2 separate regions of the Homo sapiens genome follow, and region 1 is linked to region 2. The links are chromatin contacts, found by Hi-C or POLR2A ChIA-PET in ENCODE. All regions are on one chromosome and are shown on one strand. The core of a region is the stretch at or near the end of the contact, and the rest is flanking DNA. Distances in the headings are between cores, read along the strand shown.

Region 1 (6,539 bases), core at 1,019-3,518, 700 kb before region 2:
TAGATTCTTTGTTTGGTCTGCTATAACAAATGACCACAAACTGTGTGGCTTATAAACAAAAAAAAATTATTTCTCATAGTTCTGGAGGCTGGGGAGTCCGAGATGGAGGTGCTGGCAGCTTTGGTGTCTGGTGGGGGTCTGCTTCCTGGTTCATAAATGGCTGTCTTTTCACTGTGTCCCCGCAGGTGAAAGGGACAAGAGAGCTCTCTGGGGCTTCTTTTATAAGGGTAATAATCCTATTTGTGAGGGCTCTGCCTTCATGATCTAACCATCTCCCAAAGGCCCCACCTCCAAGTACCATTACTTTGGGGATTGGATTTCACCATGTGAATGTGATGTGTGGGGGGTTGGGGTACAGACATTCACATATAGCAGCTAGGAATGCAAATATTTATCTAGCATAAGAAAAGAAATCACAAAAACTACTAGAGTTTTAGATATCCAGGTCTCATTCTTCAGAGATATTTTTAGGGACATTTTCAGAAATGCCTCCTGTTTGCAACCTGACTTCCACTCCCCACCTAGACCACCCCAGGAACCAGTCTGGTGCAAGTAAAGAGCCCAGTTGCTTAAGCTTCATTATCTTCAGGATAAATCTGCTTCTGACTGTATCATTTGTCATATTTGCATTGCAATTGTCTATAGCAGGAAGGGAAAGACTAGAAACCTAACACAATTTGCTTCCTCCTTCTAGAAGATGTTCATATGCATGAGTGCGTGTGTGTGTGTACATGAGTGTGAGTATGTATGTATGTGTTTATGTATGTGTGTGTATGTAAGTGCATGTGTAAATGAGTGTATGAAGATATGTGAGCGTGCATGCACATGTGTGTCATGAGTCAAAGCATAAATGAGATAAATCTCCACTGCATCTTTCTGCTCAGAGGTGCTATTAAGAGGGGGAGGGGCCTGAGAATCTGATCCCGTTAAAAGACTGTAATTTGCACTGTCAAAACCTGGAGTCTTCTACTAGATGGCGCTTGGTTAGCAGTCAACCCAATGAGCCTTCTAACTTATAAGGCAAGAGCTGGAGAGATACGCAGGCAGGGAAGGGACTTTTCATGACAAAGTGGGAGAGAATCAGGTTTTTCTGCCACAGAGAGAGGGGAAGCTGGGTGCTCTGCCGGAATGACCCCAGCAGAGTGGTTTCTAGAGTGAGATCCAGGATGCAGGCCAGAGCAGTTTGTAAAAGCCTCAAGGCCAGGTGAGCTATGGAGGAGGGAATTTGGAAGGCGCAGAAACTAAGAGCCAAAGATCAGTAGGCGGTGGGAGGGGGTTGGGCTCAGAAAAGCTATTTTTATTAAAATATTACAAAATGTAACTTCCCAATATTGGTGACATCGTGAACACCTAGGCAGCCTGATTTGTTCCTGTTACTGTCTCCCAACATGGGAAGTGAACTCCTCCGGAAAATGAAAAGGGCCTTCATTTGAGCACACCTAGAACATCTGACATCCAGCACAGCAGGGGGCTTGGTTGTTGAATTAAATCAATCAATGAGTGAGGGATGAATAAGGATGGGAGAGAATCAAGAGAGAATAGAGAGACCAGGCATGCTAGAGCGGGCCAAACAAGCCCGAGTAATCTAGGCTGAGATTAGACATGAAATCCACAAGATCAAATTCGGCTGGGCTGAGACGCGCAGCAGCCACATTTTCCTGAGCAGAGAGGTGAGAGCGCTGCAGGGTCCCATCCAGCTGGGCTGTGAGGTCGCAGAGGAGGATCTTTACTCTGGCTGGGGACTGTATTTCCAGGCTTTTTTTTTTTTTTTTTAAGGCAGCCGCTGACCACTTGCCTTGATTATAAGAAGTATTGCTTGAGTGACTTTGCTCTGCCTGGACAATACTCAGTGAAGCGATGATGTACGGCAGCCATTGAGAGCAGTTGCAAACCCATCCCTGGGCCAGCGAGATAATATTGCTGTGTTCTCCAGAAGGTCCTTCTCCGGAATTTGCTATCCTTCTTGTGGCTGTAGTTGAACAAACTTACATTTGACTTAAAGGGAGGTGTTTATCTAAGCTGTCTTCCTTTTAGGAAAAATAATGGACACAGTGACGTGTAAATCCACTGAGCACCTTGGACATCACAACCAGAGGGTCATGTGCCCCTGAGATTGAGTGGACTATACCTTGGGGGATGGGAAAGGTGGGGGCGGGGTGAAAGCCCGCAGTTACATTCAGACAGCACAGCCCTGGAAATGGATCTTAATTCATTTCACAAGCAATTCCAATGTGCTACAGCAGCTGAGCCCTGTCTGCATTTGCTTGTTTGTTTAGCAAAGGGAAATGTCCTTAGCCTAGCAGCCTGCACGAACTGTTTGCCTAGAGACAGTCACAATAATTGAGCCAACCTGGAAGGCAGGAAATAGGGCCTTAGAGGCCCTACTTCTACTTTTAGAAGTAGGTTTTGGTTTCTTTTTTTAAAGAGGTATTTAAAAAATGGCTATGCAATTTTCCATCCCCCCCAAATGAACCATATTTTTAAGACTGTCTCTGTTTTGTAGCTCTTATTTTCTGAGTGTCACATAGAAGGCACTCAAATAAATATTGCTTCAATACATTTGGTTTGTTTCCAGTTTTTGCCTTTTTTTTTTTTTGAGACAGAATCCCACCCTGTTCCCAAGGCTAGGGTGCAGTGGCGCCATCTTGGCTTACTGCAACCTCCGCCTCCTGGGTTCAAGCCATTCTCCTGCCTCGGCCTTCTGAGTAGCTGAGACTACAAGTGTGTGCTATCATGCCTGGCTAATTTTTGTATTTTAGTAGGGACGGCGTTTCTCCATGTTGGCCAGGCTGGTCTTGAACTCCTGGCCTCAAGTGATCCACCGCCTTGGCCTCTTTAAGTGCTGGGATTATAGGCATGGGCCATCAGGCCCTGCCCCAGTTTTTGTCTTTTTAAGCAATGACGCATTCAACCCATGGGTACCTGCAAGCTGTGCATGCATCTGATTACTTTCTTGGGATAAATTCATTTATTCCTACAAATAAATTAGAGCACCTTAGGGTGTGTATAAATTACTTGGTGGGGTGGGTCTTATTTCAATGCGGGATCTGATTCCATAGGTCTGGGATGGGGCCTGAAAGTCTGCTTTTTTAAGAATCTTCTGAGGTGTGCCAGTGCTGCTGGTCTGGGGACCACACTTTGAGATGCAAGGCCCTAGGTACCACCATAAGCAAGTGGAGCAGTGCCCAGCCAGGGTGGTGGCTCACCTCCTGGAGGCAGATTAGAGCAAACCAGGCCCCTGTAGATTCGGGGAAAGGAGAACATTAACCCTGTCTCCAGTATCAACTCCCAGACTCTCCGGTGTGAATTTCTGCCTCTGCTCTCATGAAATGTCAGAAAGGGTAAAGATATCTCAGTGGCGAATTTTGTGATCTATTTGGAATCAAATGGTTGCTTTGGGAGCCCAGAGGAATTATTAATGAGCCAATAAATGGGATACTGGCAACTTGCCAATTGCTAATAGTGTCCCTCCAAGCGGCAGATGGGGAGCAGGTCATAATAGTGGTCAGCTCAGAGGCTGGCTTTGCTAGGGATAGTCACACTGTGGTCCCCCCAACTTTGCTTAAGGCTTAGAGCAAGCTGCTCCCCGCCTTTCTCCTCTGTGGAAATGTGAGGAGTGCTTGCCTTATCCTGTCCTTGGTCAGCAGAAAACCCTTTCTTAGGGGAAATTTGACCCTTGATGGCTATTTTCCTTTGTCCAGTTTTCCGCCTTTATTTATTTATTTTTTAAATTATTATTATTATTATTATTATTAATTATTTTGAGACAGGGTCTTACTCTGCTGCCCAAGCTGGAGTGCAGTGGCATGACCTTGGCTCACTGCAACCTCCACCTCCTGGGTTCAAGTGATTCTCCTGTCTCAGCCTCCTGAGTAGCTGGGACTACAGGTGTGCACCACCACACCCAACTAATTTTTTGTGTATATTTTGGTAGAGATGGGGTTTCGCCATGTTGGCCAGGCTGGTCTTCAACTCCTGAATCCAGTGATCCAACCGCCTCGGCCTCCTAAAGTGCTGAGATTACAGGTGTGAGCCACTGCGCCCGACCAATTGTACTCCTTCTTATACTTCCAGAAACTGTTTTCTTCAAGGCAGTATCCAAGGGGGCTTGTCAGAGAGAGGCAGGAAGACCCTGTGGGTAGCACGCGGCATCCAAGAACATCCCTTCTGGCAGATTTCCAAATGAAATCTGAGATCTGGCTTTTGGCTGACCTTCAGGGATAGCCTTAAAAGTTGCTGCGGTTTTACCTGGTCTTATGAACGGTTTCATTTGGAGAGCTTTCCCCCTGAGGTGGAATGCAATCTAAAAACTAAATAAAGAAATGATTCATCAAAAGCATCTTTTGACCAACGAGGGGAACAAAATGACTGCTTCCATCCAGCCCTGTGTCTGCTAAGAGCTGAATGACTTGAGAATGTGGAAGACATGTCACTAAATGCTGCAGTTACTTTCAGGTGGTCTGCTACATCTGTGTTTCTGCTGGTTCGACCGCCTGAGAGGAAATTTTGCCCTCAGCAGGCAGTTCCAGGGAGTTGAGGCATGCAAGCCACCATCCAGGCCCCCTAGGAAGGTAGGAGAGGCCTGGAAAACTTGGGTGTGCTTTAGCTCGGCTACATGACCCAGCTGGGGAGACAAACTGGAGCCATGCCCACTGTTCTGGGACCCCAGCCAATGTGGCACATTCACAGGAGTGAAAACTAGAGACCAGCCTGACCCACACATCAGTCTCATTTCCCAGGGGAAGCCGTGTCTCCCACCATGAAGTTCGGTGATTCCTGTCTCTTCTGTGTAACACTCTCATGTCACTTCTGCTTTTCATCTTGAAAAAGTTATTTACCAATTCATCTTTACTCCCTAACTTCTAAGCTTCTTGGAGACTCTGTTAGGTCCCTCTCCACTCGGTAGCCTTTGCACATAATAGACTCTTGGGCTCTTTTGAGTGAATAACTAGTGGAGGATTAGATAGGTCCCAGTCAATCTAAGAGGGCTCCCTGGAGGAGATGACTTCCCTCCTAGGTTTTAAAGGAAGCGGTGGTCTCTTGGATTTGTTGAATTATCCCCTAGGTTCTCCTTTTCCCTATTTTATTTATTCTCTACCTCCCTATTCTTATTTTTAAATGTGACTGATCCTCCATGTCCATATATATATGTGTATCTATATACACACACACATACACATATACATTAGAGGTTGAGCATTCCTAATCTGAAAACCTGAAATCCAAATTTCAAAACTTTTTGAGTATCAACATGACACCACAAGTTAAAAATTCCACACATAAGGACTTAACATAACTTTGTTTCATGTTAACATAAACTTTGTTTCATGCACAAAATTATTAAAAAATTGTATAAAATTACTTTCAGTCTACACACAAAGGAATATATGAAACAAATGAATTTTGTGCTTAGACTTGGGTCCATCCCCAAGATATCTCATTATGTATATGCAAAGATTCCAAAATCTGAAAAAATCCGAAATCTGAAACATCTCTGGTCCTAAGCATTTCAGATAAGGGATACTCTTTGTGTGTGTGTATGTGTATGTGTGTGTGTGTGTGTGTTTGTATATATTATCAAAGGAAAGAGTATTGTGTGTGCGCGCGCGCACACACACACACACACACACACAATACTCTTTCCTTTGATAATATTAACCCTCATCTACATTTAGATGACTTCTCCCTTGCTCTCAAACTTCAATTTCACATTTCTAAATACCCTGTGGCTGGCAGCCTCTGAGATAGACCCTAATGATTCCTGCCTCCTGGTACTGATGACTTTGTAAGATTATATTCCCTTTGAGTAACTTGCTTCTAACAAATATGGCAATATGAGAGATGTCACTTCCATGATTAGGTTACAAAAGATTGTAATGTCCCTCTTGCTAGAAGACTGTCTGTGTGGCCTCCTTGGCTTGCATGCTTCCATGCAGCTGCTGTGTTGGAGAGGCCCACATGGCAAGGGACTGAGAGTGGCCTCTGGCCAGTAGCCAGCAAGGAACTGGGGTCTCCAGGCCAACAGCTCATGAAAAATGGAATTCTGACAACCATATGAGTGGGCTTGGAAGTGGACCCAACCCCAGCTGAGCCTTCAGATGAATACGCAGTGCCAGCTGATGCCTTGACCACAGCTGTGTGAAAGATCCTGGAACAAAAGCACCAGCTAATTCCTGACCCACATAAGTTGTTAGATAATAAATGGGTATTGTTTTAAGCCACGGATTTTTTGAAATAATTTGTTACACAGCAACAGATAACTAATACATACTGTCAATCTAAATAACAAACAGAGAGAAGCTCTCTAGAAGAAAAATATATTTATTCCGGAGTAGGACATTGCAATGGGAATAGAGGTGTATTAGCAAACTGTGTGTGTATCCAGGGAGGTAAAGGAGGGAAAGGTTTTTAAAGAAAAATGAGGAGGATTACATAATTGTTTTGAGATAATTATCCTTGGGTACAAGGATCAATAACAAGGGTGACGCCAGTTTGAGGTTGCACAGGCGGTTGCTGGGCAGATGTCCTCAAAGACGTAT
Region 2 (6,475 bases), core at 647-3,146:
CCCTTATAGAACACACAGAGGTCAGGCTTACACCCCAGTTGGTCCTCATCATGATCTGGAATAAGAGCATCAGTGATTTGGGGGACATGAATAGAGCTGGGTTATGGGAAAGCTACTCTAGATGTGACATTCCATTTTCCGTGTGTGCATGTAAATAAATTAAATATATAGGATTGTCAATCCTCAGTGATACAGTTAAGAGTACTGAAGACTCAAAGGTGGAAAATAAAATGGTAAAATGGTGAAGCAAAACAGAAATGGCAAATAAGACAACTAAATTGTGCTGGCCATTATTTAACATGCCATTACATCATACGTATTTTTAAAGCCAGGAATTTATGAAATTTAGTGTAACATCATTTGGACTGTTTTATCATCAATAACTGTAAGAAACTTTTTAATTGTTCCAAACTGCATTTGTTTATTCTATAAGTTAGGAAAATGAAAACTAATAAAAAATAATAAAGAAAACGAAGCTTAGGAAATAAGAGTATTTGATTCTGAAATATATTTTCCCATCATGGGAGAGTCTCCTGAATCTGAGAATGTTGTAATATTACTCAGTCTATATTTACTGCATAATGATTATGCTGTCTTGGTAAGATAAAAATTAGATAAACATTAGGGATGTATATGAGAGGTGACAATAAAAACTGAAGTCAATGTCTTATATTCAAGGGATTTATAACTCTCTCTGGGCTAGCACAATCTGAAAAGCAGAATTAAAAGGGAAAAACTGGTAGATACCTCTTTTAACGAACACTCAACTGTAAAACCACCTGGTTTTCCTCTTTAAAGAAAGAAGAAATTGCTTCTGCCAGCTTACTGAACAGAACTTCCCTGTGATGTCTGATAACAGCCTATACTCCAATCTCTGTAAAAGTCACACTAATTATTAATACACTGGAGCAGAGTTCAGGTTCCATTTTGTCATACAGTCTTAGTGAAACTGCCTCATTATATTGTTCTATCGGTTTGTTAGTAACAAAATTCCCTTGCTATTCATATTAGAGCTGCTTTAAATTTTATTCCACATTAAATAAACTTTTTAATCAGATTTTCTTTTAGGTTATTTTATCATAGTAAAAATTTTATTTTAGGTTACAAAAACAATTTCAGGATTCATTAAATAGCAGCAAGAGAGCAAATACCACGACTTGAGCACTACAGATGAGTAAACTTCCAGAACAGTTCTGAGCACGGCTTTCAATAAAATGAACAAGTTGTTTACATAGCTGTGAGAAAGGTTATTGTTTCATTGGTTTTGCGTCCTAGTGCAGCATTCAGCATTTAGTGGGAGTCCAATCAGTGTTTACTGAATAAAACAAACTAAGTGATGAGCAGAAATCTGGAAATGTTGTGGTTTCCGAAATACTGCTGCTACGCAGACAAGTTATGACTAACATTCCCCCTTGAAGTTAAAACTGTTTGTATAAATAATTTTAAAAACAATAAAGAACCCACTATGTATCAGACATTTTACAAACAATCTTATTAAAACCCAGTCTTGGCAAGTAGGTATCTTATTTGACACTTTAGGGAAACTGAGGCTCAGAAAAGTTAAATAACGCTCAATTACACCCATGCAGAAAGTGAGGGGTCTTGGATTAAGTCCTGATCATTCGATCTTTCTACAGTACACTCACAGACCTGTGGGCAATGTTTTATATAATTATTCCTTGAAATTACGGTAAAAAATCAAATCCACTCTCGGGCTTGGCCGGGAAGTGTATATTTCTTTACTGGCATAAAAAAAAAATTAAAAAACCAACAAGGAAAAGAAAAGAAAAGATGTATTTCTTCTTGCCTGACTAGAACATATGCTTGTATTTTAAGAGTACCAAAGGTGACAGACTGAATTTACAGCTACAGCATAGTCATGTTTAGCTCGCCTGGAAACAGAACTACCCTGATCTCTCAGCAAAAGGAACAGAGGGTGCTTCCCCATACAGAAGACAGAGTCAGGCCAACTCTAAAGAGAACTAGGGCATTGCCTAGGAACCCATCTGTGGCAAGGGGGTACCACTGCCAGGAGGCCCCACAAACACCTCTGGAATTAAGACGGAAAGTCACTTCCATGTCTTCTGTGTTGCTTCTGATGTTTAGAAACAAAAAGTATTGACACTAGTTCAGAAAAATGAGCCTATCTTTATTAGCATAAAGACTCTCAGATTACGAGGATTTAAAAAAAAATGACCCCGCCTCTGAACCGTGAAGAACTAGGGAAATCTGAGTAAAATACAAAAAGGATCTTGAGAGGGCAAGATCCCGAAGAAGGGTGCAGAAAATTCTGCCCATATTTGACTCTCTTTTTCCCCTTACCTTATTCATCAATTTGGAAGTTGTTTCAGAGGCTGAGAAGTTACACAGATAATGGCAACTAAGAAGCAGAGAAGCTGAGAAGAGATTGCTTTCAGGAGTCCACTGATTGAGAAAATAAAAATGCGAGTTCAGGGCCCACGAAAGAGGGAAGGCCTAACACCTCGGCTTTTAGCTGGGACACAGAAAGGGTCACCTCAGGAGTAAGAAAGAACCTGAAATAGACGAGACCTAACAAAGTCTAAAAACCAGTTTGAAATAATCTCACTTCCATATTAGATTAAGGTGCTCTGCCCTTAGCCTAGCTTCCTAATAGAAGCAAAAGTAAATCCTACAAATACTTCCATAAAGTAAAAAACACCACTCAGAGCCCAGTATTTTTTTTTTTTTCATAAACAAAGACAACATTTCATAAAGAATTTCTGGGCATACCAGGAAACAGAAGAAAAAGATAATGGAAACAAGATCCACAGATGATCCAAATACTGGAGTTAATGGGCACAAACTATTTAATTTTTTTTTTTTTTTTGAGACGGAGTCTGGCTCTGTGACCCAGGCTGGAGTGCAGTGTTATAATCTCGGCTCACTGCAAGCTCCGCCTCCCGGGTTCACACCATTCTCCTGCCTCAGCCTCCTGAGTAGCTGGGACTACAGGTGCCTGCCACCATGCCGGACTAATTTTTTGTATATTTAGTAGAGACGGGGTTTCACCGTGTTTGCCAGGATGGTCTCAATCTCCTGACCTTGTGATCCGCCCACCTCTGCCTCCCAAAGTGCTGGGATTATAGGCGTGAGCCACTGCGCCCGGCCTTGCATTTATTAATACTAGAGACGTAGAATCTATGCATAAGAAAATTCTAGAACTAAAATAAAATGATTCAACAACTGAAAACTTAAACTAAAAAAATACACTTAGAATAAAAACCATGAAATGTGTTGGAAGAAACTTAACAATGTATGTGCAATACCTGTATGCTGAAAATTACAAACAGAAATTAAAGATCAAAATAAAAGGAGATATATGCCATGTTCATAGATTGGAAAACTCAGTATTTTTAAGATGTCAGTTCTCTCCAAGCTGATGAATAAATTTAACAGAATCCCATTCAAAATCCCAGCAGATGTTTTTAGAAATTGAAATGACAATTTAAAAATTTATATTAAAATGCAAAGGACTTAGAATGGCCAAAGTAATTTTGAGGAAAAAAATACTTCCACTATCTGATTTCAAGACGTATAAAGCTACAGTAATCAATACAGTGTGGGACTGGGTTAAGAACAGACATATTTATCAATGAAATTGAATAGAATAGAAATTCAGAAGATCGGCAGATTTTTAATAAAGGTGCCAAGGTAATTCAATGAAGGATAATCTTTTTAACGAATGCTACCAGAATAACAGGATTTCTATTTTGAAAAATATGACTATCAACCATTATTGTGCCATACTAAAAATTAAGTGGATCGTAAACATAAATAAGATATATTGTGAATCTCAGAAATGAGAGGATTTTATGAACAGCTTTATGCTAATGAATATTTGGATACGTACAAATCCCTACAAATATACAACTTACAAACAAAAGCTGCTCTTTAAAAGACACTTTTAAGAAAATGAAAAAGCAGGCCACAGACTGGGAGAAAAATATTCACAACATATACTTCTGACAAAAAAGTCATACGCATAGTATGTAAATAACTCCTACAACTCAATTACAAACAACTTAGTTTTAAAATGGGCAAAAGTTTTGAACATATACCCACTTAATGGCTAAAACTAAAAACTAAAAATAGCAAGTGTTGGCATTTGATAAAAAGACCTGTCACCCTTTTAAACTATAGTAGTTCCCCCTTAGCTTCAGGGGAAATGTTCCAAGAACCTAGTGGATGCCTGAACCTCAGAGAGTACCCTACCCTAAATATATTATGCACGAATTTCTTTTTCTTTCTTCATAATTTCACAGATAGAAGACTGATTCTTACCAACCACTTGGTTCCTAGTGACCTTAGGTGATTCCTTAAGTCGAGAACTTTCACCTTCCACTTAAAGGAAGCACATTAAGGCTTCTTTTGGCATATCCAAATTGCCAGTATCACTACTATTGGGCCTTGGAGACATTATTAAGGAAAATATAGGTTATTTGAATCCAAGCTCAGTGATATGGTGATAGTTGATAACTGTGATAGTGGATGCTGAACAAAGGGAGGATACACGTTCTGGGAGGCACAGAGAGAGGCAGCATGAGATTTCATCACACTACTTAGAACTTCTAGCAATTTAAAATTTATATTTCTGAAATTTTCCATTAAATATTTTTGGACCTCGGTTGACAGTTGGTAACTGAAACTATGGAAAGCAATACCATGTATAAAGGGGGTTCCTATACAAGGATGTTTGATGAGTGCAGACACAAATAGATTCGATGGTGGGAATACACAAAAATTCTTGGCTTATGCTCACAATTCTTTTTTCAATAAAGTGTGAGGCAAAGTCATTAGTTGAGGAAGTTGATAATTTGAGGAAGGAAAAGAATGAGATATTTGGATTACAGAAGGAAAGGGCAAAGTCAGTAAAGCAAAGGAGTAGGAGAGCTGATCAATATGCAGAGCCAATTTAGGTGTGAGATCACACTAGTCCACCCAACAGTTAACAGGCTGAGCCCAAGCTCAGAAAAGATAAATGCATGCAGGAGTTCATCCATGGTTTGAGTTTTGCCAGGGAAGTGCTAAAAGTGAGGGATAAGAGTTGAGGATATTTGCAAAGGAGTCAATGCCACTATTTCTGAATATATGTGTACTCTTTGAACTGTGAAGGGCTATGTTACTGTAACTTTATAGTATAATGGTAGCAAAATGAAGCAATCCCTCAATTTAAGGTTGGTTATATACGATGTAGAGAAAGATGGGAAAGTCGAAAAAAAAAAGTAAGCAACTAAATGGGATATAGCCAAAGCTGAAGTATGCAATGATGAAATAAACTGATTCCATATTCCACACATTTGATTTTAGGGTCTAAAAGCTATTTTGCAATCTTCCAGATCACTCTTTGAAGACCTATTACAGCTTCAGCTCTGACCTCTTTCACGTGTTTTCTAGTATCTTCCAACATTTTCCCCTTTTCTTCCCCTTTGGATATCCTGCCTCCTTCTTGCCCTATTTCTGACCAATCTTGAATGATATTGCAATATCCCCCTAACTTCTACATAAACAGGTGCCATAGTACTCCTCACGTCACAGCAGCGTTTTTTCCAGTACCAACTACCCAGACTATCAAACGGTTTTAGCAAAAAACAATGAAATACACTTATTTGGCAATTTCGGACAATCTTTCTTATATCCTCCGGCCCACTGCTGTTTCTTTCAAAATATCTACTTAAAAGCCTGTATTCCTTTCCCTCTGGCTTTTACAAGGATTGTTTTTATATAGGCCCTGGACTGCAAAGAGCTTTGAAATCCAGATAAAAGTGTTTACCAAGGCTGAAGAAATTTTCCAGGAGAACTGAGCACTTTGCACAGATGACATTTTTGGAATTAGTTTAAAATTAAACGGAGCGGATGCAGATTCATACAGATTTTATTTCTGCAACACACTTGGTTGTTTCCTTGCAGCATCTAAAAACAAAGCCAATGCACTTTCAGAAACTACTATGGTCCTCCAAAATTCAAAAGTGAAAAAATGACAAAATTTTTCTTTGTAACACATCTGCACAAGAGGCTTTCCTTTAAAATTTGATAAAAGACCAAGGCCACACCAGAAAACACAGAATATAAAACTGTGTATCGACAAAAATTAAAAACTAAACTCCTTAAGAGAATCGCTTGCTAAAAAGTTTAAAAAACACGAAGACATGCTTTCTTAAATAATTTGAAAATGTTTTTGGTTCCACACGAGTAGTCTATTTGTTTGCGTGCCTTTTTTATTCCTTGTGACACCCCTACCTTCTCAGAATAAACACTGAAAGATGAACAGACCGGGGGATCAAGCCGGTTCACTAAGATTTAGAGGGGAAGGCTGGGTCCATCTTAGCACTGAGACCGCACCCAGACTGCATTTGGATCGCTAAGGACTAAGAAAACAGTACAGATCCAGTTTTACCTCTTATACCATTAATTTTCCATAAAGCCTTCCAGAAACCTGACTCACAGCCAGAAACCC

What was found. A loop is a pair of places that touch in the nucleus more often than their neighbours do. ChIA-PET counts read pairs that join two places held with the same protein, here RNA polymerase II (POLR2A). Pooled maps may share reads with other maps.
Region 1: a map of chondrocyte shows a loop between it and region 2 (4-fold over the local background). The contact joins two enhancer-like sites. A Hi-C loop is called at or near these places in 1 of 168 maps with a recorded cell type or tissue (chondrocyte), 21 of 37 single-sample maps with no recorded cell type and 10 of 50 pooled maps. POLR2A ChIA-PET finds 5 or more read pairs at or near these places in 1 of 52 experiments (naive thymus-derived CD8-positive, alpha-beta T cell).

What each region holds. Positions count from the first base shown.
Region 1 is chr13:32,836,868-32,843,406 of GRCh38, forward strand. All of the region lies in intron 4 of LINC00423 (long intergenic non-protein coding RNA 423), which reads right to left. Among named protein-coding and RNA genes, the nearest start is that of LINC00423, 72 kb to the right of the region's middle. RefSeq lists an enhancer at 534-693. Within about 2 kb of position 2,269, at least 8 of the 41 ENCODE cell types and tissues checked have a DNase peak (open chromatin) inside an H3K27ac peak, as active enhancers do.
Region 2 is chr13:33,535,940-33,542,414 of GRCh38, forward strand. It overlaps a transcript of STARD13 not described here. Among named protein-coding and RNA genes, the nearest start is that of LINC02344, 200 kb to the left of the region's middle. Within about 2 kb of position 1,897, at least 7 of the 41 ENCODE cell types and tissues checked have a DNase peak (open chromatin) inside an H3K27ac peak, as active enhancers do.